2 separate regions of the Homo sapiens genome follow, and region 2 is linked to region 1. Evidence: chromatin loops called from intact Hi-C (ENCODE). Cell type or tissue: CD14-positive monocyte. All regions are shown on one strand. Links, peaks and the distances in the headings refer to the core of each region. The heading gives the core; the rest is flanking DNA.

Evidence for each region. A loop is a pair of places that touch in the nucleus more often than their neighbours do. Peaks named below come from ENCODE experiments on the same cell type or tissue, not always from the same donor. Only the 100,000 strongest peaks of a DNase experiment are listed, where the experiment ranks them.
Region 2: a loop joins it to region 1, with 3.0 times the contacts of the local background. A loop is called at or near these places in 5 of 110 quality-filtered maps.

The regions. Positions count from the first base shown.
Region 1 is chr12:69,001,478-69,017,028 of GRCh38, reverse strand. It overlaps TODL (transcript overexpressed in dedifferentiated liposarcoma), which reads right to left and starts at 9,370. Exons shown (of 3, transcript XR_001749099.2): 1 at 9,293-9,370; 2 at 1,394-1,590. RefSeq lists an enhancer at 8,893-9,586. In CD14-positive monocyte, for the core only: no CTCF peak of the experiment used is centred there; DNase peaks (open chromatin) are centred at 8,278, 9,448 and 9,778; H3K4me3 peaks cover 2,190 bases; H3K27ac peaks cover 3,692 bases.
Region 2 is chr12:69,050,269-69,065,819 of GRCh38, reverse strand. No RefSeq gene overlaps it. Among named protein-coding and RNA genes, the nearest start is that of TODL, 50 kb to the right of the region's middle. RefSeq lists an enhancer at 11,652-12,249. In CD14-positive monocyte, for the core only: no CTCF peak of the experiment used is centred there; DNase peaks (open chromatin) are centred at 6,139, 9,909, 10,359 and 12,629; H3K27ac peaks cover 3,028 bases.

The DNA.
Region 1 (15,551 bases), core at 4,029-12,028:
CCTTGGCCTCCCAAAGTGCTGGGATTACAGGCATGAGCCACCGTGCCTGGCCCTGTTTTCTGGTTTTCATACAATGTGCATAGATTATAGTGAGGGGGGGGAGAGCTATTTTTATTTGAACACACACACACACACACAAATTTACAAGACAATAATCCTAGTTTTGTAAGTGTGTGTGTGTGTATGTGTGTGTGTATAAAAAAGACATTGGTAAGGTGGTCATTGCCAGTGATAGGATTATAGGTGAATTGAATGGTTTCTTTGCCTTTTCATCATTTTCTACTTTTTTACAAAGATAAATTAATAAACAAAAACATATATTATGCATGAGGTATCCACATTTTTTTTATTATTTCATGGTACCTCAATTATCCACCAAATTATAAGGAAATCACGAGTGAGAAGCATTAAAATCAGATTGACTTGTCTGGGGTCTAGAAATACATTAAATAATCCTAAAAATACATATCACAGCTGCAAAAATAAAGGCATAAAAAGGCTGAGGCTCTGGATCCAAAGTGTGGCTGTGCATCTGTAGTTTCCAGTGCATGGAACAGCACCTGACACACAGACAGTGCTCAGTCATGAAGGGAGCTCTCTGACCCATCTCTATTCCTCAGAAGTCTCTAGTACTCCGTGTGTAAATTCGGCTGTCTGTTTAGTTCAATTTGGTGGGCCTCTAGACAAAGAAGCCTCTCTCCCTCTTTCTTCAATCATGCAGTACTTTGCAGACTAGAGGAAGCTCAGAAAGGCCTCATTTTTGAAAGGAGTGACAGAAACAATACACTTTATGCTCAAACAGACCTGGCTCCAAATCTTGGCTTCCCGTTTTCAATTGAGGTCTGCTGTTTATGGACGTCTACACATATCTGCATTCAAAAGTACTATGTGCAGAGGAGAGCCAGACTTTCACTGCCTTTATCAAGCTGTCCACCTGGAAGCCGCTGTTTCTACTTCGTCAATGGAGGTTGTACTCATTCAACAGGGTCGCCTGGGGCACTAAATGAGACAATGAGCACAAATTGCCTAGATGCCTGGGTTATGATTATTATTAATTGCTGCTGAACTGGATTTAAAGACAAATGACTGTTGTATAATGTTTTCTGAAATCTACTTTAAATCAACAAACATTGTATGAACCCCTATGGGTACAAGGCATTGCACCAGGCAGGGAGTTTTAGGATTAGGAAGACGTATAAATCTGTTCCCAGGCTCTTAAAAATCACTACCCATATCTTTACAAAGGTAATCATGTTTTCCTTGGCAACACCAGTTTGAACATAAAGTTAGTCAAAGTTATAATCCTAGAGCTATTCTTCCTACATCCTGTCTTATCCATCCAATTATAGGAACCTCAGCTCTTTTGAAATTCCACCTAAGTTCAATGCATCACCTTTGCTGGCCAAGGCATCTTGTCAGTCACGGCGTGAAGCTCCACTCTTCTGCTGGCAGAAACAGACCTCATGATAGCAAATGGCATCTGCGTGTCCTTCTTCTTGGTCTAGTTGCTGCAAGACCCTCTCGCTGCACCATCTGTTCCTCGGCTGGAGCTTGAGCCACACAAGGCCGCAGTTCCCAAACAAATGCCTCCTTGGGGTGAAGAAAACGAGAATGAGTGAGGTACAGTGGCCATTCTCTTCCAACAGCTTCTAGAGCTGCTGATAGAACTGTTTTGGTTTTTACCATCCTGTCTCCCCAGGTCCCTCTCAACAGTCCCTGATGAAGAAAATCTGATAAGCAGTACAGTCCCTGTAAGCAGTATAGTCCCTGTTTTACTCCGGCTTGACTACATCAGCTCTCCTCCCTCAACCTGAGTTCTTTTGCCCTGAGGCTCCCTTGGTCTTTCCTACTGACCCTCTCCTGAAGGAAATTCCCCCACCAGACTTTCAGATATGCCTCCATGTGACAGATTCCTAGCCCTTAGCCCCGCTACTGCACAAGAAACTAAAATACAGGCAGACCATAATCCATGCTCTATTTTAAATTATATCTCTGATGTTATAGATTGACTGCTTATTTAATTGGAAACCTATGGGATTCACTCACTTTCCTTGTTTCTCTCTTTTTTTTAAACAACTAAACAGTTTGAGAGACACAAAAATTAAATTGTGGTGATTAATTATGGAATTAGTGTTTTTAACATTTATCCCTAAAAGTAACATTGAAACAATCTGATGCAATTTTGAAATTAGTAATTCAATCCTCTAGAATTGATTTAAGGCTTAAAAAACTCTAAACCTTTAACTCAAATCTAAGTCATGCATCACTTAACGATGGGCATACATACTGAGAAATGTGTCATTAGGCAATTTCATCCTTGTGCAAAAATCATAGAGTGGACTCACACAAGCCTAGATGGTATAGCCTACTTAGCCTATGTTAGTGGAAAAACCGAGCTCTGTAAAATATTTTAAAGAGGTTTATTCTGAGCCAATATGCATGACCATAGTCTGGGGAAATGTGCAAACCCAAGAAGCCTTCACTAAGTGGTCCCAAGACAGCTAGGTCACAACTCTGTTTCATACATTTTAGGGAAGCAGAAGTTACAGGTAGTCATAAAATCAAAATATATGGGGGTCATGCATTTGTTTGGCCCCCCAAAAGTGGGATACCTTGAAGTGGGAGGCGGGGGCTTACAGGTCATAGATGGATTTAGAGATTCTTTAATTTGCAGTTGGTTAAAGGAGTAAAGCTTTGTCTAAAAACTTAGAAGAAAGGAATGTTTGAAGTTGAGATAAGGAAGTCTGTTAACCAATACAGAGTGAGCTATAAGGGGTGTGTGACTTAACCCTTGTCCGGTATGGCCTTAGGTCCTGTTTATAATGTGGTGTCTTATTGTCACAAAGAGACTGTTTTGTTCATCTTATGATCTCTATTCTAACATTAATGCTGGTCAATTGTGCCTAAACTGCAAAAGAGAGGGGACATAACAAGACATGTCTAACCTCCCTTCCCATCATGGCTGGGAATTCAATTTTTGAGGTTTCCTGGGGTCTCCTTGGCCAAGAGAGTGTCTGTTCAGTTAGTAGGGGCTTAGCATTTTATTTTTAGTCTATAGCTATATGCTTTAGCCTATTGCTCCTAGGTTACAAATGTGCATGGCATGTTACTGTACTGAATACTGGATACAGCTGTAACACAATGATTACATATTTGTGTATCTAAACATACCTAAACATAAGGTAATTTGTTGTGCTACGACATTATGATGGCTACAACGTCACTAGGCAATAGAAATTCTTTAGCTCCATTATAATCTTATGTGGTCCATCATTGACTGGACCGTCACAATGCAGCACATAACTGTAATGTGATTTTAAGAATTTTCACTTTTTGGTCACCCCTTCAGAACACCTTATAGTGTATAAATTGGTAAAGAAAAAATTATTCTGACACTTGTTAAAATGGTAATATAGGGGAGAGAAAGTAATATCTTTTCCTTACCCATTGCAAGATTTATGGCTGACATCCCTATAACGAAAGATGGATTAACAAGAGAAAAGCACAACAAATTTATTTCATCAAAGTTTTTAGGTGACACAAGAGCCTTCAGAAATGAAGACTCAATGACCCAAGGGAAACTGTATTTTTATGGACGGTTATGCAGAAGTGTGATTAGAGGACAAAGGGTATGACCTGTGTATTAGTCTATTTTGCCTTACTACAAAAGAATACCTGAGACTGGGTAATTTATAAAGAAAAGAGGTTTATTTGGCCCTCTTCTGCAGACTCTATAAGAAGGATGGTGCCAGCATCTGCATCTGGTGAGGTCCTCAGGAAGCTTACAATCATGGCGGAAGGCAAAGGCAGAGCAGGCGTGTCACATGGCGAGAGAAGGAGCCAGAGAGGGGGAGGAGGTGCCAGGCTCTTAAATAATCAACTCTTGTATGAACTGATAGAGTGAGAACTCACTCATTACCATAATGACAGCACCACGCCATTTATGAGGGATCTGCCCCCATGACCCAAACACCTCCCACTAGGCCCCACCTCCAACAGTGGGGATCACATTTCAGCATGAGATTTGGAAGGGACAAATATCCAAACCTCATCAATCTGTTAAAGAAAATTGATGGGAGGCCATTGTTTTGGACTGAGTTCCTGCACCAAAAAACAGTAGATTCACAGCAACCAATTACACAGGGCCCAGTTTACTTCAGCCAGCATGATAAGAAAGTCCCCTCTGTTTTAAGCCTATAAGAAAAGTAACTTTATGATGACCAATCCAGTTTTTGCTCCTTGCTTCTCCTTTCTTCTGCCTTTTTTGCCTATAAAGCCCATCTCCTCTGCTCAGCTCATCTTCAGATGGAATACTGCTCAATTTATGAGTTGATAATCAAAGTCAATGAGATCTTTAAACTACACATGTTGAAATTTTGTTTGTTTGACAGATCTAATGGTAATAAACTTGGGGTAACTTAGCAAGGCCTGTTTGTTCAGAATCTTCTGCCTGGCTATAGGGCAGATCCCCCTCTGGAATGAAGGTCTTATGACCCACTTTCAGGGGAGGTAGATCAGAGAACTCTTTCTATGGCCTCAGGGGAAAAAGGTGGAGAAGGTCAGAGTGTGATCTTTCTGCTTCTGCTGTCTTCTCAGTTTCCAAGGTGCCATATTTTGGGGTATGGTGTTGTGAGCCCCAACAGTAAGGAAGACTTTATTCAAAACTGCAATAGGAGAGAGAGATCAGGCTCAACAAAGATAGCTGGGGATTTATAGCCAAGGGGCAGAGTGAGGGGTCAGTGGATAGAAAAGTAAAAATAGGGGACATTTGGGGTAGGAGGGTTCTTGCTGAAGGCAGGCCAGAGTGGTCAGATATCAAGGGTGGAGAGATTCTTGCTAAACTGACTTAGTGTGATTCTTGCTACAACTAGGCTAGACAGGCCAAAGTCAGGATGGATGCCAAGTTCTTTGAAGCTTCACTGAAAAAGGGGCTCAGGGGAGCCTGACTAAAGTTTGGTCAAAGAGAGAGTCTTTGTCACATCGTCGTCTGTTTTAAATCTGACTCTTGAAACTGAACAGTGCAACACAGACAGAGTCTGACCAGTGCAGGATAGAGAACAGATATGTCCTTTCTGGAGATGTATGCTAAATTTCTCTAGCATGTTGACATCGGACTGCTGTGCAGCCATGAAGCCCCATTATGGATTGGCTCGTGTGATATTGTGAAAGTGAACTATATACTTGCTCTTCATCCCCATTTCCTGGCATAGAACTCCTAAAATTTTGGAATCTTCAAAGCAATAAGTATCTTTCTACGCTAATGAGATGACTGGTGGCTGGCAGCCCCTAGGGAGCTTCAGGATGGGGCCTAGTCACCAGAAAAACCAAGGCAGGATTAGAGGGTTCAGACTTTAGCCCCACCATTCAACTTCCAGGGTTTAGTCAATCATGCCTACATAATGAAACTTCCATAAAAGTCCAAAAGGACTGGGTTCAGAGAACTTCCAGATAGCTGAACATATGGAGGTTCCTGGATAATGGAACATCTAGAGAAGGTCTGGACGTTCCGTGAATCTTCCCACGTGCCTTGCCCCATGCATGTCTTCATCTGTGTCCTTTACAATAAATGAAAAAATGTTGAGTAAAGTGTTTTCCTGCGTTCTGGGAGCTACTTTAGCAAATTAATCAAATCCAAGGAGAGCATCGTAAGAGCCCCAACTTGAAGCCGGTCAGTCAGAAGGACAGGTCAAACAGTCTGGAGCGTGTGATTGGCATCACAAGTGGAGGACAGTCTTGTGGGACTGAGCGCTCAACTCTGAGTTCTGATGGTATCTCCAGGTAGACAGTGTTAGAGCCGAATTATAAGACACATAGCTGGCATTCACTGCAGAACTGATTGGTTGTTGGTGGGGAGAAATCCCTACATACTGGTCAGTGACCAGAGGTCACAGAAGTCTTCTGTGTTGATTGTTGGTGAGGGAGAGAAGAGAAAAAGCACTTGATTTTTATTCCTATATTCTCAGAGCTTGTAATTAAGATTGCAGACAGCTAAAACATCAGGTCCTTTCTCCTAAGAACGCTCTCTTTCCAATTTATCCATCATACAACCCAAGTTACTTTCCCCAGATAGACCTGAGCAACCACCAATTGCCTGCTAAATAAAATCCATCCATCTTAACAGAGCACATTAACCTATCACAACAAGTCCTATTAGTTTGAGCAAATTCTCCCAAATTTGAGAACATCAAGGTCTAACCCAAACCATCTCCCTGAAATAGTGACTTGGGGAGGAGTGGGACCTGAGATTGCTTAATGAGGGGTGGGGCTTCTACCTAAGACCCCAGCAACATCAGGGCATAGATCCCAAGAGCCGTGTCCTGGAGGGCTATTGAGGTCAACACCAGCAAAGCGAGTCTAGAGGTGACCAGGGGGACTGAACACAGAGGAGAAGATTGAACACCAGCTCCCAACTAAAGAGGTTTCACGGAATGGGTGAGGTGGGAGGGAGAGAAGCCAAGAGTATCTGTCAAAGCAGGCAGGGGGTAGGTCAGGGGCTTGGGACAAATTCTGGAGTTGGGATTTGGCTCCTACAATGGATTCCCTTCATTATTTAAGTATGACTCTGCATGCCAGGGACAGGCTCGATCACAGGTGCTACAAAAGTCCTGACAGAATGAGAAATTTTCAGTTTTTGAGACTGTAAGGCTGGGAATTTGACTTAGAACAGGAAGAGTAAGTAGGTTTTGTCTCCTGTGTCACCTCTGATAGATCACTGGTTGCTTGAATCACTAAGTTGAGAAGGATTCTGAAGATGCATGTAAACTCCATGGGAAAGTATGTCCAAATGGACCAGTGACATCCGTCAATAGTGTGGGGCAAAATGAGAGGTGGCCTGGGAGCCATGTATCGCTACCCCTGTCACGACGCTGCCACAGAAAAGTCCCTCCCCAAGGATCAGCTGGCATTTCTATACCTGCTGCCACATGCCCCTAGATTTCCAGTACCTTGCATATTCATCTCCAATGTAAGTTTTATTTCATATTCCTCAGTTATTCTCATGCTCTTATGCATATTTATTTCTTAGATAACTTGGTCCAAAACTACCCAGCTTTTTTTTTTGTTTGTGGCACTCTCAGAGTCTCAGTAAATTTTTCAGTGCCCCGTCCCTAAACCAAAAGAAACGCCTACCAGAGCTATTTGTTAATTAGGTCTAAGCAACTTGATAAATATTTATGACCTAACAACTTAGTCTGAAAAACTGTATATAAAAATTGAAATAAAATAATTTTATTTCATTCTTAAATAATTAAAGTTACCTATTAATGGGATGCATTTTCCTGTTGAACACTGCATAACTTCTGTCAAACTAAAAGGAAGACGCTGAGGCACAAAATATAATTTAAAGAGTTTACTTGAGTGAAAGTGAGGACAGCTGCCCCAGAGATTCAGACCCTAGGAACCTGGAATACAAGCTTCCTTTGGACTTTGTTAATAAGCAGGTTTTTAAAGGCAAAAAAAAAAAAAAAAAAAAAGGAACAGGGAGTAAGCTGATACAAAGTTATTTATCAGGAATTCTCATTAGTTTACAGAAATAACATTGATTAGTGATAGGCTATACATTGTTCAGCTATAGGGTATGGGTTGTATTGTCTGATGCAACATTATTAGGTTAATTTATAGATACTTGTAGCAATAGCAAGCAATTTCAAGAGATGAATATGTAGCTCAAAGGAGGCGATAGAATGTGATTGCTGTTTGATTTTAATGTCTCTCTGGGCTTGGTAATTTAAAAGGATTTGGATTCCTCAGATAAAAGTTCTTCTCGCCTCTTCTCTTCTCTTAGCTGCTGCTGCTTCTTATTCTTCTTCTTCTTCCTCTTCTTCTTCTTCTCCTTCTGCTTCTTTATCTTCTTCTTTCCTCTCTCTTTCTCTCTCTCTTTTTCTCTCTCTCTCATTTCTTTGTTTTGTTTTGAAACAGGGTCTTGCTCTGCTGAAATGCAGTGGCATGATTATAGCCCACTGCAGCCTCCAACTCCTGGGCTCAAGCCATCCTCCCACCTCAGCCTCCAGAGTAGCCGGGACTACCACTGTACACCACTACACTCAGCTAATTTTTATTTTTATTTTTGTAGAGACAAGGTCTTCCTCTGTGTTTCCCAGGCTGGTCCCAGATTCCCAGGTTCAAGCAATCTTCCTGCCACGATCTCCCAAAATGCTAGGATTACTGGAGTAAGCCTCCATGCCCAGCCTCTTTTCTCACTTCTCAAGCCTTGGAATTAGACTGGACACCACCACCCTCATTTCCTGTTTCATGTTTCTGCACGTAGTGCCACAGGATAGGCACAGTAGACCCAGCTTCACAAGTAATATGACATAATCAAAAGAAATGTTGAAATGTTGCACAATCTAATGGTGACGCTGTCAACTACCGTGAGCTAATAGTTTGTGTGGTACCTGAATGGGTGTCAGGTATCACTGTGCTTTCCTTACAATTCTAAAATATCCAGTGGCACCCCAGGGCACCTTGGTACACAGCCTGGAAACCATGGGCTTGGAAGGCACTTCATCCATTTCATATTAGTACCTGTTTTCTCTAAAAATAAAAAACCACTTTATATTTTCCTACTGGACATAGTCCCTCTATTAATGAAGCATCCTCCATGAGAAAAATACAAAAAGGCCATTAAAAGTTCAATGAAAGTTATGAAAAAAAGAAAAAAAAATGAACTCAGGAAGTCTTCGAAAATGAGACAAGGCACCATGATCTTACTAAATCATCCAACATATGTCAAAATGTGTAATAAAACACATTTTTCCTTTGAATGCTAGCCAACTTCTGTTGTTTGCTTTGATTGACAGCTTGGATAGACTGGAACAGCAGGGAGCTGGTGAAACTACACTCCCAGGACAAAACAGGTTTCTACATTTTGTTTTGTTTTGTTTTGTTTTGTTTTGAATTCTTTGAAAACCAAGGAAGAAAGGAGAGGGAGCAGGACAAAGAGAAGAAGGCAAGAAGAGATCATCGCTGTCCTCACTTACACAGCTATTTTTTCCATTCAATTATACATTCGGCAAATATTTATATTCTCTTGCCTAGAGGCAATCATATTTGCATCAAATACTTGAATGCAGGATGTTAAAGAAACAACAGGCTGGTCAGAGTCCGGGCTACAAAGGCTTACAAGATCCTTAGGCTTGCACTAAGCACCTTTCCTCTGCTGCCTTCTGCCCCCGCTTTGGTGAGGTGACATTGTCCAGGCCTGCTCAATTCTTTCCTTTGTTGCACCCTAAGCACCTTCGCACCCCAATCTCTAGGTCCAGCAGGACCAGAACAAGGGAAAACAAAGCCTCACCGCAGGACAGTGTAGTTCAGGGCATGCAGAGCTCTTAAATCTTCAGTCATTCAGAAAGAAGGGACTGTTGCTCTTCACCCAGGAAGAATCTTAATTATCCAAATGCATAGGGGCCCTCATGGGTGGTTCCTTAAAATCTATGTGAGTCATACAATCAAAAAAAAGAAAAAGCAGATCCTGAAATCCGTGAGTAATAGAGCACAGTTTCAGAAGCAGGGGTACATTTTTTTTGCATTTGCTTCCAGATTTCTGAACTTAGGTTTCACTCTATAGAAATCTGAGCTGGTGGTAAAAGGAGTAAAAATGAATGTGTTATGAGCCCCTTGGTTCATAATGGGCATTTTCTTGTTGCCTCGCCACGGAACAAGGAGCAGCAGTAAGATCTTGTTCTCATCTCACAAAGCAGCTGCGCTGACACTTCAAGCAGCTGGCTCTAATGTCAGCAACTGACGTTTACCGTTGATCATTTCACCAGCTAAGTTAAACACACCAGGCTTGCTCATAAGTGCTGGCCATGAAGAAAGTGCTCGGAAGGCAAACAGCCAGTGAAAAATCCAGCCCCTCAGCACACACAGGAGAAAGTTTCCCTTTTTATAAACTATCTAAAAAGGGGAAAAGGGAGAGGCATCATACTTTAAATTATGAATTAGCTATTTCATGCTGCAGCCAAAGCACTTCTCTGTTGGAGTGAGCATATCCCTGTAATGGCTTTTTAAAGGATGTTTGCAAAGTTAAAAGTCTACAATATGAAAGATTTAACTCATTTGCACCATCATTAAGGAATGAATTACAGTCATGACATTTAAGAGTTGACTGTGTTGTTGTTATATGACAAAGAAACATCCTTTGAGCATTTCCCCAGAGCCTAGGCAGGATCTGAATTTCAGGAACCAACAAGGACCAAGTAAGTGCAATTACTGAAGGTATATAAAATCAAAACACCTGCCCCAAAACTTTGGTTTGACTTTAGGAGCTGTAAATTTCCAAAGCCAAACTGAAAAAAAGAATTGCTAGCCCCAACCACATCATTAAATGAGCCTAGCAATGAGGCACTTGGAGGAATCACAACCGTAAACCAAAAGTATCTGCGACAGATCTCAAAGAACTTAGAGATTTTTTTGGCTAAGGTTAAGGATGCACCCATGATACAGCCTCCTGTGACCTCCTGACGCAGGAGGTCCTGATGTGCCCAAGGTGGTTGAGCCACAACTTGGTTTTATACATTTTAGGGAGACATAAGGCAAGACATCAATCATCCCATGTAAAATGTACATTCATTCAGTCTAGAAAGGTGGGACAACTGGAAGCACCTGGAGATGGGGTGGCTGCTTCCAGGTCATAGGAGGATTTAAAGATTTTCTGGGCAATTAGTTGAAAGAGTAATTATCAATAGAAAGGACGGAAGGAATGTCTGGGTTATGATAAGGGGTTGTGGACACCAAAGATTTATCATGCAGATGAAGCCTCCAGGTAGCAGGCTTCAGAGAGCTTGTAAATGTTTCTTATCAGACTTAAAGAGTCTGTTCTGTCAGTAATTCCAAAAAGGAAGAGGGTATAATGAGGCATGTCTGGCTCCCACTTTCCATAATGGCCTGAACTTGTTTTTTCAGGTTAACTTTGGGATGCCCTTGCCGAGAGGAGGAGTCCATTCAGAGGGTTGGAGGGCTTAGAATTTTATTTTTGGGTTACACAACTCTACCATGGGAGAAAATTTGGAGGTGGACCTCAGACATCCAATGGAATCTAGTTTAGACCTGGGTAAGAAAGATAGTTTAGGAACAAGGAAAATGGAAAAATATAGGTTCCATGGCTTCAAATTCCACCAAAGAAGAGAAACAAGAAAGGAATACATAGAACATTTATAATCTAAACCATACAGAACTCTGATAGTGTCTGAAACGTTGTGGAGGAAGTCAGGAACCCCAGGTGTTTCTTTCAGGGCCAAATAGATCGTGACCCTGAGCAACTGCCCAGCTACAGACTGGGAAAGAAAGGGATGAGTGGAATCCTTGGATCTGGGGTCTCAAGTGCAGATTCTGCTAACAATAGCAATGATAGCAACGTGCAAATTTTTTCCTCCCTTATGGCCTTTGGGCTTGCTCTTCCTTCTACCTATAACCTCCCTGATCCTCATGTGCTGGCTAACTCTCCCCATTCACAACCCTGCCCGTGTCATAAGACTTTCCCACCCATCAGTCACTCTCGGCCACATCACTCTGCTCAAATTCCTTCACAACTCTTACTACCACCTGAATTTACCGTATTTATTATCCGTGTATTTGTTAATGGTCTGTCTCCCTAGTGGGGTAAGTGTTTAACAACTGGCTGTGGGAGAAAAGGAATGTTAGTAAATATATGTAGCACACAACTTCCAAGTAATAATCAACTATACAATACCCTTTATTGTAAATTCCATGTGGTCAGTTGAATCTCACTGAATGCCTTTGTTGATTTTTGCCAAACTCTTGTGTCTGTGACTGCAACTGTGGCTGCCGTTCAACCATGATTTGACAAATGGAGCTGCATCCCTATCTGCTAACTCTTTTCTCCATAAAAGTATTGCCATTTGATCTGATGTCATCTGCTGTTAAACTATTTCCCACCCTTGTACGAATTCTAGTCCCTAAATTGAAACCTCTTTCAGCTTCAGCCATGTTGTTTTCAACAATGCTAGCTATCATTTTTGTATAGTTGTAAGGACTGGAACAGTGTTTAATAAGAGCTTGCAAAATTTTTGAAAATATAACAATCTGCTTTCATGGGTCAACATGAGCCCTGTGCCTCTCCAGCTTGGATGGTAGTAAGTTTTATGAGAGGACAAAGGGCACCTGGCACATATCAAATATATACTGACTCTTACTTCATAAAAAACATACTAACATCAGTTGGGTGTGGTGTTTCACGCCTGTAATCCCAGCACTTTGGGAGGCCGAGGCAGGCAGATCACTTGAGGTCAGGAGTTCCAAATCAGCCTGGCCAACATGGTGAAACCCCATCTCTACTAAAAATACAAAAATTAGCTGGGCGTGCTGGCGTGCACTTGTAATCCCAGCTACAGGGAGGCTGAGGCAGGAGAATCACTTGAACCAGGTGGCGGAAGTTGCAGTGAGCCTAGATTGCGCCACTGCCCTCCAGCCTGGGCAACAGAGCAAGACTCCATCTCAAATAAATAAATAAATAAATAAATAAAAATAAATAAAGCCCACTAATTTAAAAAAAATACTAATCTTGGTTTTGATTCTCTTATATATACCATCATATACCTAATTCTTCATCTTCCCAGGATGGAAAAACTGGGAAAAGTGCTACCATCCTGGTCAACTAAGGTTGCCCATCTGCTAAGGATGGCAATTACCACCCTCATTATTAGAGGTTTCTAATGATCAAAAATTTTGGTCAGACATGAGATCTTCTCCCTGTCAGACTGTCTTTTTATAGACATTGTGTCACAGGTTCTGAAATGTTGAAAGGGTTTTGTTTCCTGACTCAGGCTACTTGATTCTGCCTATTCACAGAAGTCTGCAGCACCCACCGAGGCTGGCCACGTGATTGGATATGGCCTTTCTTTAGCTCTGCAGATATGTGGATATATTCATTTGCTAGGGCTGCAATAACAAATACCACAGTCTGGGTTGCTTGCACAACAGAAATTTATTGTCTCACAGCTCTGGAGACTAGAAGTCCAGGATCAAGGTCTTAGCCAATTTGGTTCCTTCTGGGGGCTATGAGAGAGACACTGTTCCATGCCTCTCCTAGCTTCTGGTGGTTGGCTGGTTTGCTGGCCATCTTTGGCATTCCTTGGCTGGTAGACGCATCACCCTGATCTCTGTTTTTATGTTCACGTGGTGTTCTTCCCCTGTTCATGTCTCTGTCTAAATTTTCCCCTTTTATAAAGACAACAGGTATTTAGGGACCCACCTTGCCCCAATATGACCTCATCTTAACTAATTACATCTGCAATGATCTTATCCATTCTGAGGTACAAGGGTTTAGGACTTCAACATATGAATTTTTAGGTGACACAAAGTAACCCAATTTGATAGTAGATGTTTTTATTTGCTTGCTTAACTTTATTTTTTAATCTTTTAATTTTTCTTTGAGACAGGTCTTGCTCTGTCACCCATGCTGGAGGACACTGGCACAATCATGGCTTACTGCCTCCTCAACCTCCCCTGTCCAAGCCATCTTCTCATCCCAGCCTCCTGAGTAGCTGGGACCACAGGCATGCACCACCACAACCAGCTAATTTTTTGATTTTTTGTAGAGACGAGGTCTTGCTATGTTGCCCAGGCTGACCTTGAACTCCTCGGCTCAAGGGGTCCTCCTGCCTTGGCCTCCCAAAGTGCTGGGATTACAGGCATGAGCCACCATGCTCGGCTATTTGTTTAACTTTAACGACCTCTGAACTAGATGAGATTCTAAGAAGATAAGTGAATGTATTTTCTATCTAATAACTAAAAAATGTTAAACTTTATGGGATCTTGCATTCTTTCATAGCTTTAGGACCTTGCAACTTTTAGAACTGTTTAAAGACGTCTCACATGGCTTTGTCTGTCTTACAGTGAGAACTTGGGAGGTCACTCCTTTGATAATCTGGTTTGAGTCAGCAGTGTGCAGTGCTAGATGACATGCCGACAGCATACCTTTTATTTCTGGTATCCACTCTGACATCTCTATTTGTTCCTTCCATACTTGCCCTAGAAATCCAATAAAAGAGTTCAGTGATTACATACTATAAATCAATTCTAAGGTGAGCATTTCCCTCTACACTTAAACGTTTCTGAAACCAGAATCTGTTTAGGAACTCTGGTATGCCAAAGTTTCATTAGCAACATTTTTTTTCTTTTAGGTGAGATATAAAATTATATGATCTTAATTAATGTTGTCTTAGTTCCAATACAGTATTGAGTACCTATGATATGCAGACAGTGCTAAACATCTGGAATGTAAAGAATAGTAATAGCAATAGACAAAGGTAAACAATACATTTCAGTATAGTGATCTTTGGAGACAAGTTTTTCTTCCAGTCTCCTGATTGTCACATAGCCCTTTTCAATTGTATTGATTTGTAATTATCAGTTTACCTGCCTGTCTTCTCCTCTAGCAACTCGAGGGTAAGTATCCTGTCTTAATCACCATTGTATTCCTGCTGCCCAGTACTGTGTGTGGCCTCATAGTCAACATTAAATGATTAAGTGAATGGATGGATTCCCTCAGCCCACATTGTGCTAGGAAGTCCTACTAAAGAAAATTTAGAATTTAGTTTTAATTACCAAGATATTAAGTCAAGTTTCATTGCCTACTCCAACAGGACTTTCAAGCAGTACTGCCCAGAATGCATACCATTAAATGGCATTTTTGCCTTAGTGGTTTTTGGTAAAAGTTGGAAAATCACGGTAATGTGTAAGGATTGTTCTGTGTTTGTACTGATTTCATGGTCAGCTGTCAGCTTGGCTACAATAGCATTCAGAAATGTGGGGATATGTAGAAATGTGGTGACATGAAGTCTTCCCCTTTTTCCAGGGAAGGATTCTGCCTCCTTGATGGTCCTGTTGTTGTCAAGTTCAGACAAAATTAAGTCTAGATGAGCTTTACCTTTTTATGATTATGATTATGATTATGATTATTTTGAGACAGAGTCTCACTCTGTTGCCCAGGCTGGAGTGCTATGGTGCGATCTCAGCTCACTGCAAGCTCCACCTCCAGGATTCAAGCGATTTTCCTGCCTCAGCCTCTGGAGTAGCAGGGATCATAGGCACGCGCCACCACGCCTGGCTAATTTTTGTATTTTTAGTAGAGACAGGGTTTTGCCATGTTGGCCAAGCTGGTCTCAAACTCCTGACCTCAAGTGATCTGCTCACCTTGGCCTCCCAAAGTGCTGAGATTACAGGCGTGAGCCACCACACCCGGCCTACCTTACATTTTGAATAGGTAAATACATCCACAATTGAGAAATAGAGGCAAGATTAAGATTTAAGCGAGATGTAATAAAAGGCATGTGAGTTAGTTTTCTATCACCGCATAAAAAGTTATCACAAATTTAGCAGCTTAAAACAACACCCTTTTACTACTCCACAGTTCCTGTGGGTCAAGAAGCCGGACATGGCTTAACTGGGCCCTCTGCTTAGGGTCTCCCAAGACTGCAAGCAAGGTGTCAGCCAGGCTACATTTGCATCTGGGGGGCTCAACTGGGAAAGATCTGCTTCCAAAGATCACAGGTAGAACTCATTTCCTTGTGTTCATATGACTGAAGTCCCTT
Region 2 (15,551 bases), core at 4,958-12,957, 48 kb before region 1:
CAGTCAATGTTACAACAGTGTAAAATAAATTTAGAAATGCTAAAAAAGAAAAAATCATTAAAAATTTATAGAAAATTGATAGCATAGGTAAATGAATTCTCTATTGTCATAATTTCAGAATGGTTATATATATATATATATATTTTTTTTTTTAACTTAGTATAAGATATTTTAGCTGGGCATGGTGGCACACACCTGTAGTTTCAGCTACTTAGGAGGTTGAAATGGGAGGATCACTTGAGGTCAGGAGTTTGAGGCCAACCTGGGCAACATAGCAAGGCTTCTCTCCAAAAAATAAAAAGTAAAAAAGGAATTTTAACATTTAACATTTCCGTGAAGCTCAGTATTGTTTTTGCCAATATAAACACGCTATGTCATCAACCCAATGCTTGAGAGTCTTTATATTAAGATGTCATGTTTATCTGAAAACAATTTGTCAAGGTTCTTTTAAAAAGGAAAACTAGTCAAAAATATAGGACAACATTGTGGTGATTCTGAGGACAGAGAATAGCATGAGGCACCTTTATACCTGAGGACAAATCAGAGGTATGTGCTTTGTAAATGTTCACCAAATAGATGAGTGAGTCATTTTCCAGAAGTGTTCAGATGAATCTAAAATCTCCTTTAATCTAATTACCACCTTCGCAGGGGTTTCTGAATGAATACTCACAGATACCTGTTAGGTGGAGAGCTAATGATCATGTCATTCCCATCTCCCACATAACAGATACGATGTTTCATGTTAATGTGATTTTTGTTCTAATTCAAAGGAAAAATTAAAACAGAAATTTCACACACTGCAACTAGCTTTGCGCTTGATCAGCTTTAAAGATTTTTTTCACACGCATACCTTAGAGTCTGTGACCTTCTTAAGCTACCCTCCTGTTCTTCACCCTTAAAAAGCAAATCTGTTGAATCACAGACTGCCAAAGCTAGAAGGAACTTTATCAGTCATTTGGCTTATTTTACAGATGAGAAGAATGGAAGCTCAGAAGCTGAAACAACTTGCCCAAGGTCACACAACAGGTTAGGAGCAAAATCAGGATGATTTGTTTTCTTTGGACACTTATCCTGCTCTAAGATCTGCCTATCCATGACATACATTTAAATTAATGGACTCTCCCACTCCAACTACAAGAGTAATTTGTGCTTGCTACATGAAATATTAAAATATAAAAATTATTCATAATTCTACCACCCAGAGATAACCACCATTAACACGTATGTATCTTTCTGGGCCCTTAGTCACTGCAGATGGACAGGAGCACGGGATAACAAGTGTGCAGGGGACTGGGGGACGTGACATGGCTGAGCTCTGGTCAAGGCAGGATTCCTGCACCACATGCTTCTGCTCCTTTGGCTTCCCTCCTGGGGCAGCCTTGGCACATGGAGCCCAGGGTAGTCTATGAGAGGGACTTACATCATGTCCACACCAGCCATATCCATCTTGGGTATATCCACCCATCTCCAGAACCATGAGGAAATAAATTTTTCTTGTTTATGCTACCCACTCTGTGGTATTGTCTTATGGCAGCCCAAGCTGACAAATAGATTTTGGTACCATGAAGAGGGGTGCTGCTATAATAAATACCTAAACATGTAAAGTGGCTTTGTAGCTGGGTAATGGGTAGAAGCTGCAAGTCTGAGATGAGGTCACCCACGTGATTGAGTCCTAGTAAGGGCTCTCTTCTGGGCCTGCGGTCGGCCGCCTTCTCACTGGGCTCTCACATGGCCTTTGCTTGGAGAGAGATCTCTCTCTTTCCCTCTCCTCATAAAGGCACTAATCCCATCAGAAGGACCCCACCGTCATGATCTCATCTAAACTTAAGTACTTCCTAAAGACCCTGTCTCCAAATACCATTGTATTGGCGGTTATGGCTTTAACACATGAATTGTGGGGGGACAGGAACATCAGTCCATAGCCCTACGGGAGAATGCTTGAATTGTGAGAACGCCAAGTTGGGGACAGCTGGGAGAACAGGAATATTTGGTATACACCAATTTCTTCTTTCCTTTTCCTGTCCACTCCACTACATCTAATAAATAGCTTTATTTTATTTTCATTGTAAATAGTCCCTCTTTCTATAGGATAAAATGTACGGATCGAGGAGGGTTTAGTTATCCTTCGATTCTTCTACCTATCACTGAGGTTTTCTGCAAAATTTATTTGCCAATGAATTGTGAACATTTTCCTACATTAATAAACCTTCTTCTATAGTTGATTGTTTAGCCTCTTCATAAGAGTCTACAAAATGCATGAATCATACTTAATTTAATTAGGATTATTTTTGGAAATGTAGATTGTTTCCAATTTTTTACTATTAAAAACAAAACTGTAATGAACATCCTTGAATAGTAAAATATTTGTGCACATCTACTGTTTTTTTTTAGGATAAATACTTAGAATTGCTGTATGAAAGAGTATAAATATTTTAAAGGCATGTGATACACCATGCCTAATTAACTCCAGAAAGATGTTTTAATGTTCAATTCTACCTTTCTGAGTTGGGCCCTGTTTTAGGTTGGCCAAACTTTGGAAATCATTCCCTTGTGCCATCTAGGCCTCACTTTGGTTACTTAAATCACAAGAAGGTAGAAAACTTAGGTTGCAGGAGACACAAGTTTCAGATAAGAAGAGAGAACCCAGTCAAAGGGTTTTCCTTGTCCCTTTATTTCCTACTTAAGACAGAGCTAAGCAGCATTCAGACATCCCCTCTGCTCTCTGCCAAAGTGACATAACGCTGAACATCTGAGAAGTCCAGGATTTCTGAACTGACTCAGTTCAGTTTGGACAAAAAGAAGGATAAAGAGGGTTTTGTCCACAAATCACAGCCAAGCTCAGTGGGGTGACAGTTTCTGGGCCCTTTGGTTACCTCGCCTTGGTCAGAAATGGTAGACCAAGGCGGCCTCTAGTCACAGTCCCTTTCCTCTTTTATTACAGACTCAATACCAATTGTCCTTCCTCATTTAAGACACTGTTTTCTAATGAAAACATTAAACAACATGCAAGCAAACTTTTTGGTTGAGAAGGAACTTCTCACAAGAATTCTGCAAACATTGCATGTTTCTTTTTTTAATTCTCTTTGTTCCAAATATTTAAATATTTTGTCTGCCTTCAGGGAAAAGGATTCACAGATCCTAGTAGAAAGTGCTTACTTCTACCTTCTGAAAACAGGAAATAATAGGGACTAGCACATATACAGTACCTACTCTGTGCTAGCAGTGTCATAAACACTTTATGCCAATTTATTCACTTTATCTTTGTAATAGCCTGCTCTTGTAGATATTATTGTTGACATTTTTATCTCCATTATACAGATGAAGTAATAGAGGCACAAGAAGTTAAATAATTTACAACTAGTACATGGCAAAGCCGAAAGCGCAGCTTGGCTTAGGGATCAAGCTCAACAGCATTACACCTGTGGGCTCCTGACTCCCTCTGTGATCCTGGCTGAGATCTTGCCTCACAGGCCCTTTATTTTTCATTCACAGCAAAATAGACAGACATGACTGGAAAGGGTCCCTTTCAGTTATTGTAGTGGCTCCTGGATTATCTTCCTACCTTTGTCCATATCTTTCCTTCCTAATCCCTATTCCCTTTTCTTCTTTGTCCAATTTTATCTATTTAACACCATTTCTCTTCTGCCTTCATCTGGCTATGGTTTTTGGTTCTCTCACCCATGCTTAAAACCTATGAAATCAGTGTGGCTCAGAGTGGCTCAATCCCTTTCCCTACCTCTCAGCCCAGTTTTCAGGCTGACAGTGGTTACTCTACATTTGAATTGCAGTAACACTTAATTATAACTGTGACAGCAGCAGGTATGACATGCAGAAGACAATACATAGAATTGATTTAGTAAACATATGTATACACCTATGAAAAGTATTTCCATTATTCGAGTAGACAAAAGAAATACTTTTACTTGGAAGCTTAAGGGCAGCAGGGAACAGAACCATGCCTTCTGTAGCTGGCATGTTTATATCAAGGTTGTTTATGAGAATTTGTCATGTGCTTGCTTGCCATTCCTCCAAGGCACACAGTGTAAGCTCTCTTTTGCAAATGGGACTCTTGAGAGTGAAGAGGTAAGGTGAGCTGATTCCAGTGGGTCTGAGGCAAGGCCAGATGTGTACCAGTGCTCCATCCTGCTGGTTCAGATGCTGATCCAGAGGCCTGTGCTCTCTGATTCCCTTGCTATTGATGTCATATGATATAATGAACCAGAAAATCTAGGCCTGAAGATTAACATCTTCCTCTTTGGAAAGAAATCTTCCTCTTTGCCAATGACAAGGCCAAGATATGGGTTATAAATTCCTGTAAGAAAGAAACATCAGCCGGCTTAAAAGGAAAAATCACCCACCCCACCTACATTTATCAGTGATAGCTGATAGGACTATCAGATACTGAAGAAGTGAAAAGGCAGGTCTCACCCACACCCTATGCAGTGACTCTCTGCAATCTTTTAAATGTGCTGGTGGTTTCACACAAGGTATCCAATCTGCCCCGAATGCCCCTCAGTTTGTATGTCATTTTCTTTTCTTATAAACCATTCTGTCTTTTTTCTCTCCCCCCCCAACACTCTGTATATACATATACCTATATTGTACACATGTATGCATATGTATACATGCATAGATGTAATCACACCTTTTAAGCTATATTTTTCCCTTTTTTTCTTAGCTCACCCTTTCTTCTTTCTTCCCCTTCTTCTCACATGAGCCGCTCTCCAAAGGAAACCATGTTGTTTACATGACTGTTTCTTCCATAGTTTTACCAATGCTCATCTAATGCTATTTAAATAAATATGTAAACACACAAATGCATTTTCACACATACATTTTATACAGGTGCATGCCATTCTTTTTTTTTACAAAGATGAGATCATATTATATGTACTTTTTTTTTTTTTTTTAAATGAGTGTTGCCCTGTCTGTTGTCCAGGCTGAAGTATAGTGGTGCAATCTTAGCTCACTGCAACTTCCGCCTCCCAGGTTCAAGCGATTCTCCTGCCTCAGCCTCACGAGTAGCTGGGATTACAGGTGCTTGCCACCATGCTCAGCTAATTTTTGTATTTTTAGTAGAGATGAGGTTTCACCATGTTGACCAGGCTGGTCTCGAACTCCTGACCTCAAGCAATCCGCCTGCCTGGGCCTTCCAAAGTGTTGGGATTGCAGGCGTGAGCCATCGCACCCAGACTGTATGTACTTCTAGCCAATTTAAAATAAATCTTTGTATAAAATGATGTTGATACTAATTTTTCAGCATTATTTGAATTAAAATATTTTTTCCAGGTAAGTAAATTCTAGTATCAACAATATTGTACCTTGTACCTGTTCTGTCCAAAACTTCTTGTATGATATGAGGTTTTTGGGGTTTTGTGAGTTTTGTTTGTTTTGCTTTGTTCTGAGAGAGGGTCTCCCTCTGTCACTCAGGCTGGAGTGCAGTGGCTCAATCTCAGCTCACTACACCTCTACCTCCTGGGCTCAAGTGATCCTCCCATCTCAGCCTCCTGAGTAGCTGGGACCGCAGGCACACGCCACCAAGCCTAGCTAATTTTTAAGCTTTTTCTAGACACGGGGTCTTGCTATGTTGCCCAGGCTGGTGTGGAATTCCTGGACTCAAGTGATCGTCCCACCTCAGCCTCCCAAAGCTGGGGTTACAGGTGTGAGCCACTGTGCCTGGCATGATATGAGTTTTTAATATTATATAAACACATGTCTATCTTTGTATTTATTTATTTATTTATTGAGACAGGGTTTCACTCACATCACCCAGGCTGGTGGAGTGCAGTGGCATGCTCTTAGCTCACTACAACCTCTGCTTCAAGGGCTCAAGCAATCCTCCTTCCTCAGCCTCCCAAGTAACTGGGGCTATAGGCAGGCACCACCAGGCCTGGCTAATTTTTGTATTTTTAGTAGAGGTGGTGTTTCACCATGTTGCCCGGGCTGGTCTCAAACTCCTGACTTCAAGTGATCCATCTGCCTCCGCCTCCCAAAGAGTTGGGATTACAGGTGTGGGCCACCGTGCCCGGCCTATCTTTTCTATTATAGCTTCTTGAGTTTCCTCTTTATCTTCTTCTCTCATCTAATCCTTCTGACTCACACTTACTCAACTTCCCAGAATCAACTCAAACTCAGAAGTCACCTCTTAAGTATCAACTTCCCTGACTCACCCTTCCTTCCATCCCAGGCAGGGTTAATTCTCTTTCCTCTGTGCAAACCTCCTTAGCACACATTGAATTGTTCTTGTCTGAGTTTGTCAGCCCCACTGATTACAAGCTTCTAGAAGGCAGACTCAGTATCCTATTCACCTTTACCAAATCCAGCAGCAAACAGAGTGCTTTAAATGCCACTACTCGATATTTCATTGACAAATTACATATTTCAATGTTTTTATGTAAATTTTTATTTTATACCTAGTGTAAATGATTTAATCAGTGCTTCCAAAAAGCAAGCTGAAAGCAAAAGATTAGGTTAACTTGATATTCCTGAATGAGATGACAAGAGTGTATACATGTGATGCTTAGTGGATCTTTTAGGGGGGAAAAAAGCATTTATTCATTTTACCATAGACTCTGAATTACTACACAGAGGGAGACAAGTCAAGAACCAGTGCAATATTTGTCCTGTGCCTGACTTGTTTCACTTAACACATTGTCCTCCAGATTTATCCATATTCTCACAAACGACAGGACTTTGTTTTTTATGACCAAATAGTATTCCATCATATGTATATAACACATTTAAAAAATCCATTCATTTGTTGATGAACACTTAGGTTGATTCCATATCTTGGCTATTGTGAATAGTGCTGTAATAAATATGAGAGTACAGATATCGCTTTGACATACTGATTTCATTTCCTTTGTATATATACCCAGCAGTGGTATTGCTGAATCACGTGGTACTTCTATTTTTAATTCTTGGAAACTCCATACTGTTTTCCATAATGGCTGTACTAATTTACTTTTCCACCAACAGTGTATAAGAATTCCCCTTTCTCCACACATAAGGACAAATACTGCATGATCTCACTCATAGGTGGAATATAAAAAAATGGATCTCATAGAAGTAGATAGTAGAATGGTGGTTATCAGAGGCTGGGGAGAGTAAGGAGGAGAGGGGGATGGGGACAGGCTGTCAACAGGTACAAAGGTACAGGTCCATTGGATGGATACTGCTGGTGTTCCAGGGTACAGTAGGGTGACTATAGTCAACAATAGCGTATTGTATACTTCCAAGTTGCTAGAAGAGAGAATTTTGAATGTTCTTACCACAAAGGAATAAAAAGTGTTTGAGGTGATGTCTATGCTCATTATCCTGATTTGATCATTACACAATGTATAATATATGTATCAAAACATGACATTCTACCCCATAAATATGTACAGGTATTATGTGTCAATTAGAAATAAAATAATCATTTTTAAAATGAATTAATGTGCATTTTTGTAGACATTAAGTCTTTATCAAAAAATTAAATGCCTGAATGTATGATGTGCATGTTTCCAACAATATAAAGTGATTGATACTGATACTCACCGTCCTAAGATGGCCACCATTATGTAGATGCTCTATGGCTTTAGAATTTTAATTTGCTGTCAGAAAGTATTCTGTTGGGTAAAATTTCCTATGGAGTTATCAGATCTTCTTACTTTCTTATTTTCGTCTTTTGTCTACTTCAAATGATTATTGAGGAGAAAAGCTTAGGAATGTAGATATTAAAATGATAGCCTTGACTTTGCCTAATTCTTTTTTTTTTTTTAATTTTCGGACAGGGTCTTGCTCTGTCACTTAGGCTGGAGTGCAGTGATGCAATTACTGCTCACTGCAGCTTCCATCTCCTTGGCTCAAGCCATCCTCCTGCCTCAGCTGCCAGAGTAGCTGGAAGTACAGGCTCAGACCACCACACTTGGCCAATTTTTTTTTTTTAATTTTTAGTAGACATGAGGTCTCCCTGTTTTGCCTGGGCTCAAATGATCCTCCTGCCCCAGCCCCCTAACGTGCTGGGATTACAGGCGTGAGCCACTGTGCCTGGTCTACTTCTTTATCAAAAGGTTTTTTTTTCCCCTTAACAGAACCAGTCACCTTGAAAACTATTGGAATAAAATTATTGTGATTATCTTAAAACCTAGTGTTTGTTCCTGTTTCTGTAACATTTACTATTTGGAAGGCAATAGTAAACTTCAATTTATCTTAAAGTTAAATTTGGCTTAAACCAACATGTAGTTCCTGGAAGATGATAGATACTTAATAAATATTTATTGGATGAAGAACTGATGAATTGTGGTAACTGACAACCTCATTTCTAACTCTGTTAACTCATATATTTGCAGCTGTTTTAAAATACACTCACTATTTTCTAACTTGTTGCTTTAAAAAAAGTTAATCCCCAAAAAGGGCATTTGGCAGAAAGTAATATTGCCCAAGGACCCCAACAGGAAACCTATGTTTGGAGTCTTGCCTCCTTGGCAATTTAGGACCAAAAGCAACTTCTAGTAACAAGCTTATGGAAGCACTCTTTTGAGCGTTGGCTCATACAAATATTTTGTGGTTTTGGTGTCAAGTATAAACAAACTAAAAAACTAAAAATAAATCTAAAAGTAGACCTTTCTTCAGAATTTGACTTGGGAATATGGATCTTACTCTATATGTTACTGGGCAAATAATAAGTATACTAAGGAAGGTATGGAATTTGATATGGACTGCAATGCTAAAAAACACAAAATGACTTAAATCTTCCATCACCACTCAAGCCATTTGGAAGGTAAATCAGAGAATAGAATTTTCTTAAAGAACTTATTAAACAATGTATCAATTCTTTAGCAATAAATAAAAAATAAAAAGCATTGCACAATCTTCCCTTCTTCAGCCAACATTCCACTCTCCCAACGTCTGGGAAACTGGACAGGGAGGAAGCAGACTGCTTCTAATTACCCTGTGGCAGCCAAAGATGGCTTCAACTTTTAAGGTATGAGAATATTAAAAATAGTAAATGTTTTTACAAACCTCTCACAGATATTTAGCTTGAAAAATAAATAAAAACATTCAGCTCTAGTTTTCTTATTTTGCCCTTGGCATCACTTCCCAAGTATTTGATCCTGATGGAAAATTGTGATTTTATTGATGGCCCCCATCAGGATTCTGTAACTCTTCCTTGGGTACTGGAGAAAGAAACAGGTCCTACTGGTGGACCTCACAGTCCAGTGGCTCAATCACAGGGCATTCGGAGGAAGAACAATCTGGCTCTCAGAGGCACCCAACACAAGTGACATTCACTACAACTAATGTTCAGGTGGTAAGACTGCAAAGATGAATCCAAGGCAGAGACAACCTTCCAGAACTCTCTTCCCTTCCAGAGTCTGGTCTCCATTCTCCTGGACCAGGGACTTGCTTCTATTAAAATAAGTCTTGTAATTTCCAGAACAATGAATTCAGACCATGTCAAATTTGTTTCTTTTTTAAGCTAGGGAACTCTAATGAGCCTTCCTCCAAGATTTCCTAGGTCTGAGGAAACTGTGCCTCCTTCAGGGTCTCCAGGAGGAGCACTTCTTACTAAAACTTAGCAGGCAGAAACATTGGAAATGGTTCAAGAGGCAACTGGAGCAGCCATTTCTCTGGTATGTGACGACTGTGGCCCATAGCAGGGACAGCCTCAACTCCAGAATCCTTTAATCTATATCCGTTCTAAGAAGGTAAACCTAATGTGATCAGACTCCAGGGACCCAGCCTCATGTTCAAAGGGCTCCCATGTAGAGTCAGAACATATTTATTGAGCACCTACTTAGTGCCAGGCATTGTGCCAGGCTCTGGAAACACAGTCACGTGCAAGATGGGTTTTTGTCCTCAGAGATCTCACAGTCTAAGAAAAGGAAGCAGGTTCTTACAACAGTGATTATGAAAGTGCTAAGTGCCTCAGGACCACGTGAGAGGGAGCACCCAGGAATAGAGCTGCATCCTACTCTTTTCTCTATTTCTTTCAGAGAAGTTGCCCTTTGATTGGGCAATATTGGTATTCCAGCCTGTGGACATAGGAAGACGGCAAATAGGAAATGATGGTCAATTATATTCAATGTCATCCACATACATTTCGCTCCTCAGCACTGCCTTTGCTGCAGTAACAGACTTTTTCACTTTGGGAAAGTAGGCAGAGTCCAATGTCACTCAATAATCCAGTGACCGGCACTCTTCCTGGTGGCAGGCCTTCTCAAACACCCCTCAATTCTGAGGATGTAAACAGTCAAAAGGCCAGGGGATGTGGCCAAATGTAATATTGTGTTAATGTGAGACTTACAAAGCCTCAGTCCTCATGTGTGTCATCATCTGGACTGTGCATTTTGAACTCTGGATGCTTCTGATTGTGAGCCAAAAAGAGCCACTTAGGAACGTCAACTGTCCATAGAGGGGACTTTCCATTTGATTTTGGTCTTTGTGAGCAATGATTAAGTCTTGCTCCATCTTCCATTGTCTTCCATACAACACAGCCTTAGTTTAAGTTCTTCCAAAGCAGACCTTGAGATGTGGATTCATGGGCAAGGGATGTATAGAGAAAGTGGCCTGTGAGGAGGCCGGGGTGGGGCAGGGGGGAGTTTGAGAAGCAGGACAGGGATGAGAAGGATCTGAGCGAAGGCACGATATCAGGCAAAGTCCCAGCTCCCGCCTGCTCCTGCAGGAGAGCAGCTCAGGAGAATGAATTATGCCTTAGAGCTTGTCCCAACTGGAGGCCAGGCAGTTGGTCTTTCATACATCCACACCAATCACTCATTGACTAAGGGCCACCCCAAGGAAACATACATTCCTAGGTATGCAGACAGTTTTCTGTGTGTGGGAAAAATGGCTCTGGTACCCTAGGGCAGGGCTCAAGGTGAGTTGCCGTTGCAGGCCATTTAGAAGTACAGGCACACAGAAGTCCAACAGGAGCACAGACTCCTACAGGGGATCCAAGGAGATCTGGGCAGAACACAGCGTTGCTGCACCCACCAGCATGCTGCATGCTCTCTCTGCCTGGTAAACACGCTTCTCATTGACAACTGGGAGGGTTACTTATAGCCAGAAAGAAGTGATAAAGACATATTAAAAGATTTTTTATGATATATACCATACATGTCATACTTTTTAAGCGATACATGTAAGTTTTAGAAGAAAAGAGGATTCCAGTTTATTTTACTGACACTATCAGATTAGGTGTCAGGAAAGGTGATTGCTACCTCTGTTGCTATCGCTAACCAGCTGTGTGACCTTTGACAACACAATTTGTTGCAATTCAGTAACCGTTTACAGATCTCCTGTGTTTCTGGGCTGCAACTCACAGTACCTACAATGGTGTCTTTCAGTGTACAGGCTAAAAACAGATGAGGCTCCAGTACATAAGTGCATGAAGAGCAGTGGAAACGTGCAAGAGAAAAGTAAACCAGAGAAGGAAATCTTGGTGGGAGGGATTTAGGAGAGGAGTTTTGGAGGAAGTTACATATGAGCTGGGTCTCAGAGGGTGAGCGGGGTGTTGATACGTAGAAAGAGGGAGAATGTTCCCAACCGAGCAAAGGCAAGGAGGTGAGAAAGGAGCATATCAGGCTATTCAAGTCGACCGACCAGAGCAACCTTGTAGGGGTCATTTGGAAAAACAACCTGGGAAAAGAACTTCAGGGTCAGATTTTGGGGCCTTGAATATCCAGTTGGGATGTTTATATTTAAGATGTTAAGTCAAAAACTAAAAGTTTTTGAGAAAGAGAACTATATGGTTTAAACTCACTCTTGGTCATTTCCTCAAGGCCACGCACAGTGGTGGAGTGTCTAGGAGGGTCAGAGAGGAGGGTCTCCCACATCAGCCCGTGTCGAACCATCTGCCATGACTACCCAGGCCATGGGAAGAAACTGAAATCTTGTGCCACATTGTTCTCTCCAGAGGTGAGCTTCTCCATGGGGTCATAGTGCTGTCTGCCTCGTGGCCTTGTACTGTGGCCAGTTTAATCCAGTATAGATGTTTTATTAACATCTCAAAGAAGGAAGGGGCTTGGCATTCCTAACCTTCTCCTTTGAATCTCCTTGGCTTTTGTGCCAGTTTGCAATTTATTTGCAGCAACATCTGGGCCCTTTGCTAAAAGGGGCTAAGCAGATGGATCTTCCTAAGACAAAGATCTGTCAGTGCAAGGTAACTGGATATCTCCACAGCAAGAAAGAGGAATAATACTGATTAAAATACAGTTCAATGTCTACTTTTCATGGCAGTTTCACTTAAAAGAAATGGGAGAGAAAAATGAACGTTCCCCCACGTTGGGCACCATGTGCTGCATATAGTTGAGCCACCTAGAAATTTTCCAATGTGCAGTGATTTATGTCAATACTGGGAAAATTTAAACTCCAGGACAGACTTACCACAACTAACTAGGAGTTAGACACCTAAGAAGCTAGCAGGAAAGCAAGTCCTCCAGGCCGTCCATGCTGAATGAGCTGGAAAAAATCAAAGCTGCTTCACATTAAGGGTTGCCTAGCCTCAAAACAGATCTGTAAGGACCTCACACGGCACAAATCACATGCAGTGATTTGGTGGCAGTTCATACACAGCACCTATTATGGTGGCAACCCCTCTGCCATCGGTTGAAATTCTTGACCCAGATGCCAGACATACTGAGTCACCTGGAATCCCCCTGCCCTCCACACCTCCCACTGCTGGCTGCATAAATATGTATGTGTGGTTACGAGAGCTGATTTAAGTAATTTGCCTCTAGCGGGTGGTTTGTACCACATGTAGGAGAAAACAATCTACCAACATGTATAAAATTAACCTTTTAAATTCTGTCTGGGGACAAAAAGGATTTTGTCTGTTTGTTGATCTATTCTTTACTTGGAAATGAATGACATAACAGAGAAACTGGTAAAACTGTACTGTTTGCCTTTCAGATTATTTCTGGCAGGTAACCTTGCCTTCACTGGATGGAACATAGCAGCAATGTGAAATTTTAAACCTTTTGAAAAATACAAGGTCATAAACATAAGAGAAAGTCTGAAATTTGCAGTTGGAGTCTGGCTCCAAAAGAGGTTTGCAAAACATCAAAGATGACAAAGCTCTGAGTCGCAGGACATTCTTGGCCTCACTGATGAAAAACAGCTTGTATAGCACGCATGTTTTGCCACATTTTCTACTCTTTTGCATCCTCGACTATTGTTTATGAGTAAAACCCCCAAACTTAGCCTGAAATATAAAAACCTTGAAAATCCGACCCAAATCCATTTTCTAGCTTTCACTTCCACCTCACCCTCCTTAAAATCAACACCCCAATTTCATAGGATTATCCATTGTTCTTTGTATATAACATAGTCTCGCACCTCAATATTGTTCACGGGATGTTTTCTCTATTCAAGAGGCTCTTGCTATCTTCTTAACCTGACAAAACTCAGCTCAAAAGTCGTCTTTTACCAAAGGCTTTAAAACAGATCACTCCCGTTTTTGTGCACCTATAACACTTAGCACTTAATTAAAAAACTTTTTTTTGGCCGGGCGCGGTGGCTCATGCCTGTAATCCCAGCGCTTTGGGAGGCTGAGGCGGGTGGATCACGAGGTCAGGAGATTGAGACCCATCCTGGCTAACCCGGTGAAACCCCGTCTCTATTAAAAAAAAAATACAGAAAATTAGCCGGGCATGGTGGCAGGCACCTGTAGTCCCAGCTACTCAGGAGGCTGGGGCAGGAGAATGACATGAACCCAGGAGGCAGAGCTTGCAGTGAGCCGAGATTGCACTATTGCACTCCAGCCTGGGCAACAGAGCAAGACTCTGTCTCAGAAAAAAAAATTATTTCCTAGGTTTTAGGGAACAGGTGGTATTTGGTTACATGAGTAAGTTTATTGGCGGTGATTTGTGAGATTTTTGTGCACCCATCACCTGCACAGTACACACTGAACCCTATTTGCAGTCTTTTATTCCTCAACCCTTTTCCACCCTTTTCCCACTGAGTCTCCAAAGTCTATTGTGTCATTCTTATGCCTTTGCATCCTCATAGCTTAGCTCCCACTTATGAGTGAGAACATACAATGTTTGGTTTTCCGTTCTTGAACTATTTCACTTAAAATAATAGTTTCCAATCCCATCCAGGTTGCTGTGAATGCCATTAATTCATTCCCTTTTATGGCTGAGTAGTATTCCATCGTGTATATATATGCCACAGTTTCTTTATCACTCACTGATTGATGGACATTTGGATTGGTTCCATGATTTTGCAGTTGTGAGTTGTGCTGCTATAAACATGTGTGCACAAGTATCTTTTTCATATAATGACTTCTTTTCCTCTGGGTAGATACACAGTAGTGGGATTGCTGGGTCAAATGGTAGTTCTACTTTTAGTTCTTTAAGGAATGTTCACACTATTTTCCATAGTGGTTGTACTAGTTTACATTCCCACCCACAGTGTAGAAAATGTAACCTGTTCATCGCATCCATGTCAATATCTATTTTTTTTTATTAAGGCCATTTTTTGCAGGAGTAAGGTGGTACTGCATTGTGGTTTTGATTTGCGTTTCCCTGATCATTAGTGATGTTGAGCATTTTTTCATGTGTTTGTTGGCCATTTGTATATCTTCTTTTGAGAATTGTCTATTCATGTCCTTAGCCCACTTTTTGATGGGACTGTTTGTTTTTTTCTTGCTAATTTGTTTAAGTTCATTGTAGATTCCGGATATTAGTCCTTTGTCAGATGTATAGATTGTGAAGATGTTTTCCCACTCTGTGGGTTGTCTGTTTACTCTGCTGACTGTTCCTTTTGCCATGCAAAAACTCTTCAGTTTAATTAAGTCCCAGACATTTATCTTTGTTTTTATTGCATTTGCTTTTGGGTTCTTGGTCATGAAATCCTTGCCTAAGCCAATGTCTAGAAGGTTTTTTTCAATGTTATCTTCTAGAATTTTTATAGTTTCAGGTCTTAGATTTAAGTCCTTGATCCGTCTTGAGTTGGTTTTTGTATAAACTGAGAGGTGAGGATCCAGTTCCATTCTCCTACATGTGGCTTGCCAATGATCCCAGGACCATTTGTTGAATAGGGTGTTCTTTCCCCACTTTATGTTTTTGTTTGCTTTGTTGAAGATCAGTTGGCTATAAGTATTTGGGTTTATTTCTGGGTTCTCTATTCTGTTCCATTGGTCTATGTGCCTATTTTTATATCATGACCATGCTCTTTTGATGACTATGGCCTTATAGTATAGTTTGAAATCAGGTAATGTGATGCCTTCAGATTTGTTCCTTTTGCTTAGTCTTGCTTTGGCTATGTGGGCTCTTTTTTGGTTCCATATGAATTTTAGAATTTTTTTTTCCAGTTCTGTGAAGAATGATGGTGGTATTTTAATGGGAATTGCATTGAATTTGTAGATTGCTTTTGGCAGTATGGTCATTTTCACAATATTGATTCTACCCATCTGTGAGTATGGGATGTGTTTCCATTTGTTTGTGTCATCTATGATTTCTTTCAGTAGTGTTTTGTAGTTTTCCTTGCAGAGGTCTTTCACCTCCTCAGTTAGGTATATTCCTAAGTATTTTATTTTTTGCAGTTATTGTAAAAGGAGTTTGATT